2 separate regions of the Mus musculus genome follow, and region 2 is linked to region 1. A link is a loop called in an ENCODE intact Hi-C map of the cell type or tissue named here. Cell type or tissue: gastrocnemius. All regions are shown on one strand. Each heading gives the region's core, and the rest is flanking DNA. Links, peaks and the distances in the headings are about the cores only.

Region 1 (2,928 bases), core at 244-2,743:
GGGGTTATGGCCAGGTGACTTGCTTTGGTCTATGATGCAGAAGCAGAAATAGCACATGTCTCTCTGGACCTAAAGCCTTTAGGATACACTTTACCAAGTTTCCTTTGCATCTGTCATCACTGAGATTCTGTCAGCCCCACCCTGTACTCAGACTGAGCATGTAAAAACAGCAGAGGCTGTACTGCAGTAGACATGGAGCAGTCTCAAGAAACAAGCTCTTGTGTTAGGATGCTAAGATGTCAGGGCTTCCTGTCCTACATCCTACCCCAGCTCAGGTTGATTGATAAACTCAACCAATCCAAATTATCAACTTTTAGTGTCATATTCCCAAGGAACTAGGTAAAAGCTGGGATGATAATCATGAATAACCATATACCCATGCCCCCCTAGATAACAGTAGTAATTCCAGAGCTCTTTACTTTAAACCTTCACTATGCAAAGCATATTTTATCTAGGAATGCCCTTGTTGATATTACTGATGACAATTATAAAATGGAAATGAAAGGGAGAGAACAGCATTCAGATTTGTGGGTCCTAACTGCCCCTCTCATCAGGTTTCTTCCTTTACAAAAACAGAAATATATCCCCAAAGTAATGTGACTTTCCCTCATTATATAGGTATTTTGTTGCACTCTTCCACAACAAAAATAAGGTTGGTTTCAGAGATAGGGTAGGATGTTAGAGGTGCAAACTATGCACACATGTGGTATGTATTTAGTAATTGACTGTTTTTGTTGTAAGCATGCTACATACTCTAAAATAAGAATGAAACAGCAGGATTTCCTTAAAGATATGTGAGATATCCAGATACAACAATAAACAAGCATGTGAAGAAGTCAGTGTCTTAATCTGAGTGTTCTAGGCTATTCCAAGGTGGGCTTCTAATTGGGTCAGGGGGTGCTCATAGGAAAGTCTCACAGAACATCTGATGTCCAAACTAAACCTCAGAGGACAGGTGTCAGGAAGAAAGATATCTCAAGGAAACTGGGGTCACAGAGGGGAGGTCATTTTTCCCAACCATAAAATAAAGCAATAGAGTTTGGGGGTACGTGTAAAGATTAATGCATATGGGGAAATGGGCTTATGGGGAAACATCTGATGGTGAAAACTATGAAACCAGTTAAATACCAATGGATAGGGTAAGCAGAGCCACGGCCATGGCAGCTGAGAGGCTATGGGCAAGAGCTGAACCGGTTATATCAGGCTTGGTACCAACAGGACTGGAACACGAGAGAGAGTGCTCCAGCCCAAATGCTAGCTATCTGAGAGGCCTTGGTTGTGGTGTCACCAGTCCATGGGTTTCCAAAATGGCATGTTCTCTTACAAACTAATCTGAAAGTTCTCTTTTGCTTCAACAACGCACGACTGAGAAACAGAATCGCAGGAGACTAGTTTCTTCACAGGAATTCTCCCCAAGGCTAAGGCGGTTCACATGTGCACAAACCTGGTTTCCTACTGCCACCTGGTGGACAGCTCAGCAAAGTCCAGAGGAGGCAAGCGGCTCTAAGCCTTAGAGTGTTCCTTTACCCAGATCCCCAAAAGGCAGGTCTTTCCATAATGCTCGCAGGCAGAGGGTCTGCAGACACCTGGCTCCAAGCACCACACTATTCAGGGTGTCCCTTCACTACCCAGGACATCTCTCTCCTCCTCTTCAGTCTCTGGTGGCTTTCAGACCTTGAATGTCACTCTCTCCCCAGCATGCTTTAAAATTGATTCCCCCCCCCTAGTTTTTCTTTATGTTTTAATACGATATGCTAGACCGGGGGGGGGGGGTGAAAAAGGATAGTTGCCTTAATGTGAAGAAAATTGCATTAAAATTATGTCACTGGCTTAATTTCAGTATCTCAGCCGGCATTCTATCAACTGGAGAGCCGACAGGTCTTTTACATTTTATTCATCTGAGTGTCTTGTGTGGGAGAAGAGTAAGCTGTGCCTCCAAAACGATCTGAAATGATCTATACTCGATGAGAGGGGCCCACATGTATAGAAATGACACTGTTTTGTGTAATAACGTTTCATTCGCTGGATTTGGCTGGTTCTTCCATCAAATGTGATGAGAAAACAAGCGGAGCCAGTCATGATATTAAACACCCCAATGATCCCTCCAACATTTTATGCCCTAATAAGTCAGCGCTCGGCTTTCCAGCATTCTGTGTTACTCGTGACAGTCATTTAGCTGGTCAATTTCAAGCCAGCGATAAAACTCTGAGTAATAAGAGGGCAGTGTTGGCACTCCATATTCTCTGAGAGGAGATATCTATAAATTAAAGTTCCCAGGTACACATTCAATTTATATTTAACAACCAGTACTAAATGCAAGAGCACATTATCAGCTACATATATGGAAGACTAAAGCCCCTGAAAACAGCCCATTTCTTCCTGGATTGTTTATGTACATATTTGAAGAATTCTAAAAATTTAGCATTTCATGTATCAGATAACTTTTCTGTTTAAGACTATCACATAAAGCTAAGAATAATTTACATGTTGCTTGCTAAGAATCAAACTCTAAATGTGAATTTTTCTATTTTTATAAGAACATAGCTAGGGTTATTAAGCATCACAGATTCTCAAAATAACTTTATATTTTCATAAAATAACAGACCTTGTAATGTGGGTTTGGTGGCACACATGCCTTTAATCCTGGCACCTGAAAGGCAGAGGCAAATGGATCTCTGTGCGCTCCAGGCTGAGCTTGTCTACACAGGGAGTTCTAGGTCTTCCAGTGCTCCCTAGAGAGACCTCGTAAAACAAATAAACTTCTGTTTTGTGTGCTATCTGAAATAAGTGTGGGGGGGGAGTGGGAGATTGGGGGGCGGGCTTTGTGTTTCCTGCTCTATCTCCACCTTACTCCTTTGAGGCAGGGTCTCTCACTGGACTTGAAGCTAGGCTGACAGCCAATAATCCCCAATAATCCTCCTGTCGCCC
Region 2 (2,928 bases), core at 265-2,764, 1.6 Mb before region 1:
GTCACATCCATTTGTACTATTGGTTCTTTGCTTTTTTTTTTTTTAATTTTTTAGCACATGCTACAAAGACAAAGACAAACAGTCATAGCAGAGTCTGTATGGCAATAAATCTGAAACATTTGACTTTTACCAAAAAAAAAAAAAATCAGTTGTTGAATTTGGCATGAAAGACAAAACTTATAAATGTATGAAATAATATTATTGGAATCCCAATGGGCAGTTTTTCAAATTAGTTTTTGCCTGATTTAAACTCTTTCATACTCCAACATCTCTATCACTCCAGACCCCTAGATTGACAAAACCACCATATATTCTTCTTGTCTGTATTTGATTTACAGAGTTTTATGTGACAGCAAAATCATATGATATTGGTGTTTCTGTGCCTAACGAATGTCACTCCAAGGTCTTCCTACTTCATGTATATTATCACAAATGACAGAATTTCCTTTTGAAGTTTGATTTATGCACTATATATGTAAATATATAGTGAGTGTGTTTTATGCCCCTGTGTGTATGTAAATACACACTCACATTCTCTTTACTCATCACTTTTTGATTTGTGACTTTTTGATGACCTGTAGTTTGACTCCAGATTCTCATTGGGTGAACAGTGCTGGGTTGCACAGGAACCTTTGGATATACAGTGCCATTGTGGACATAAGCCTATATCATATTTCATAAAGACTAAAGCTGAAGAAACTTGCTGTACAACTGAGCAACATACCTGAAAAAAAACTATAGAAGGAAGAATACATTTTGGCTCACACTTGGAAAGTACAGACCATCATGGGGAAGATGTCATGGCAGAACAACTTGAGGCAACTTGTCAAATTGCATCCCTAGTCATGAAGCAGAGGGAGATGAACAATAGTACTCAGCACATCTTCTCCTTACTCAGTCTGTAACTCTGCTCTATGACATAATGTTCCTTGCAGCTAAATTGTGTCTTCACACTTCAGCGCCCATTTAGAAAGTTACTCACAGACATCCTGATGTTCATCTCCAGATGCTTTCAAAATGATAGTTAATATTAACCATTACAGTGCACACAATTGATGTTTTCTAATAGACTTTAATTATTCTCATAGAACACACACATTCTAGGCAAGTAGGATAATGCATGTGCTAATTTGTTTCATTTATCCATTTCAAAATTTCAACATTCAACAAAACATGATGTACACTTTAAATAGGTTCAAACTTTGTTTAATCCATCAAAGCAATATTTTTATTTTTAGTACAAGAATTTATAATAATGATTCTACATATGTCATGCCAAGATTCACACACATTAATCAAAGGTTAAAACTATCATAAATGGAAGGTTTTAAGGTAGATTTGAAGTGTTTCCTGCAGCCTTTCATGGAGAGCTTGGGTGCAGTTTAGTTCAGCCAGCAGGGGGCGCTCCAGTACACTTGGTGGGTTTTGTTTTGTTTTAAACCTGAAAGTTCTTTTCATTTTTTTTTTAATAGTTCACATGCTTTGTTTTTGTTTTTGTTTTGTCCTAGCTTTGTTATTTCTTTCTTCAACGAAAAGCTAAAGCATCTCTGGAGTAGAGATTTCTTGCTTGAGTTCATTGAAATCAGGCCAGGGGAATCATATCAAGGCTATGGTTAGATTACTTCATAGTATACATGTGACTGCCTTCTCTGAGTACTGCCTACTCCTGGCATGTGTTCCCTTTTCTACTTGTAAGATGTATGTATCATTTTTCCCCCAAAGTACTAAAAATGCATGGTATAGAAGTTTAAAAGTTATTTCAGCAATTTCTCTGAGCTTCATATTAAGGCAGCCATGTCTTACTTGTATGAAGAAGTTATAAGTCCCTTGGAAGCCTTGCCTAAAATTAACTCATCAGATAAAGCCAGCTGACACAGAAGCAGTGCTTACAGAGTTGGAAATTCTGTCATTTGTCTGTGGCTCCTTTCACATTCCTATAACATCATAAAGCTGAGAGATAAAAGCTCTTTATGGCTTCCTAGTCCAGTGGTTCTCAACCTTCCTAATGTTATATCCCTTTTATACAGTTTCTTATGTTATGGAGAGCCCCAGTCATGAAATTATTTTCATTGATACTACATAAAGTTAATACTCATACTGTTAAGGATCATAGTAAAAGTATCCCTGTCTGTGATTTCCAGTGGCTGCAGGTGACTTCTGTGAGTGGGTCATTCAGTAGCCTTAATGAATCACGACTCCTAGATTGAGAACCACTGTCCTCATAGTTTGGAATGATAGCTAGCCCTAGCCAGGTAGGATTCTAGACTCCTAACAGTCGCAAGTGTTTTAAATTGGCCACGAAATAGGATTTATTCCAGCTAAAATGAACTCTAACAGTGACAAAAACAGACTTAGTTGGGAAGAAAGAACAATTTTCAATGTAGGTAATTTTTTAAAAACTAAAACGTAGTCACATGGTAATAGAAGAAGGTTGGGGGGGGTTTCTTCAGTACACAGCTAGAAAGGGTCTCTAAAATGACAGTTTTTCAATGAATTACACATGAGAGATTCAGGAAGAAGAATGATGGAAAATGCATAATGGTATCAGGAGAGTGGAGCAGGAGGTAGGAAGAGCCTCAGATGTCTGCTAGAATTCCTCTTCACTCTGTCGGGTGGCATTTCTCCAAATGCTTGGAGTTCTCACACATTCTCAAAGTCTCAAAAAGGGAATGTAAAACAAAGAGGTCAATAAATTAAAAAGAAGTATAGGATTTCCTGAGACAAAGTAAAGTATCTGAATAAAGCACATTATATGCTCTTGGAAACACATTTTTTTTTTTACTTTTGTTATTTTGTTTTGTTTTTGTTTTTGTTTTTTTAAGTTGGGAAAGAAGAACATGGTGGATAAAGAGTTCTCAGCTACTTAGGTGGATAATAGTTTCAGTCTTACAAGAATGCCACGGCATTTTTGAGTGTTCTAAACGTGCA

What was found. Hi-C counts contacts between places; a loop is a spot of excess contacts. Peaks named below come from ENCODE experiments on the same cell type or tissue, not always from the same donor. Only the 100,000 strongest peaks of a DNase experiment are listed, where the experiment ranks them.
Region 2: a loop joins it to region 1, with 8 times the contacts of the local background. A loop is called at or near these places in 16 of 42 quality-filtered maps.

Annotation. Positions count from the first base shown.
Region 1 is chr6:46,960,018-46,962,945 of GRCm38, forward strand. The region is part of intron 15 of Cntnap2 (contactin associated protein-like 2); the gene reads left to right. Among named protein-coding and RNA genes, the nearest start is that of Gm38801, 3.6 kb to the left of the region's middle. In gastrocnemius, for the core only: a CTCF peak has its summit at 1,465 (motif pointing left); a DNase peak (open chromatin) is centred at 1,464.
Region 2 is chr6:45,322,306-45,325,233 of GRCm38, forward strand. All of the region lies in intron 1 of Cntnap2 (contactin associated protein-like 2), which reads left to right. Among named protein-coding and RNA genes, the nearest start is that of Cntnap2, 260 kb to the left of the region's middle. In gastrocnemius, for the core only: a CTCF peak has its summit at 1,391 (motif pointing right); a DNase peak (open chromatin) is centred at 1,403.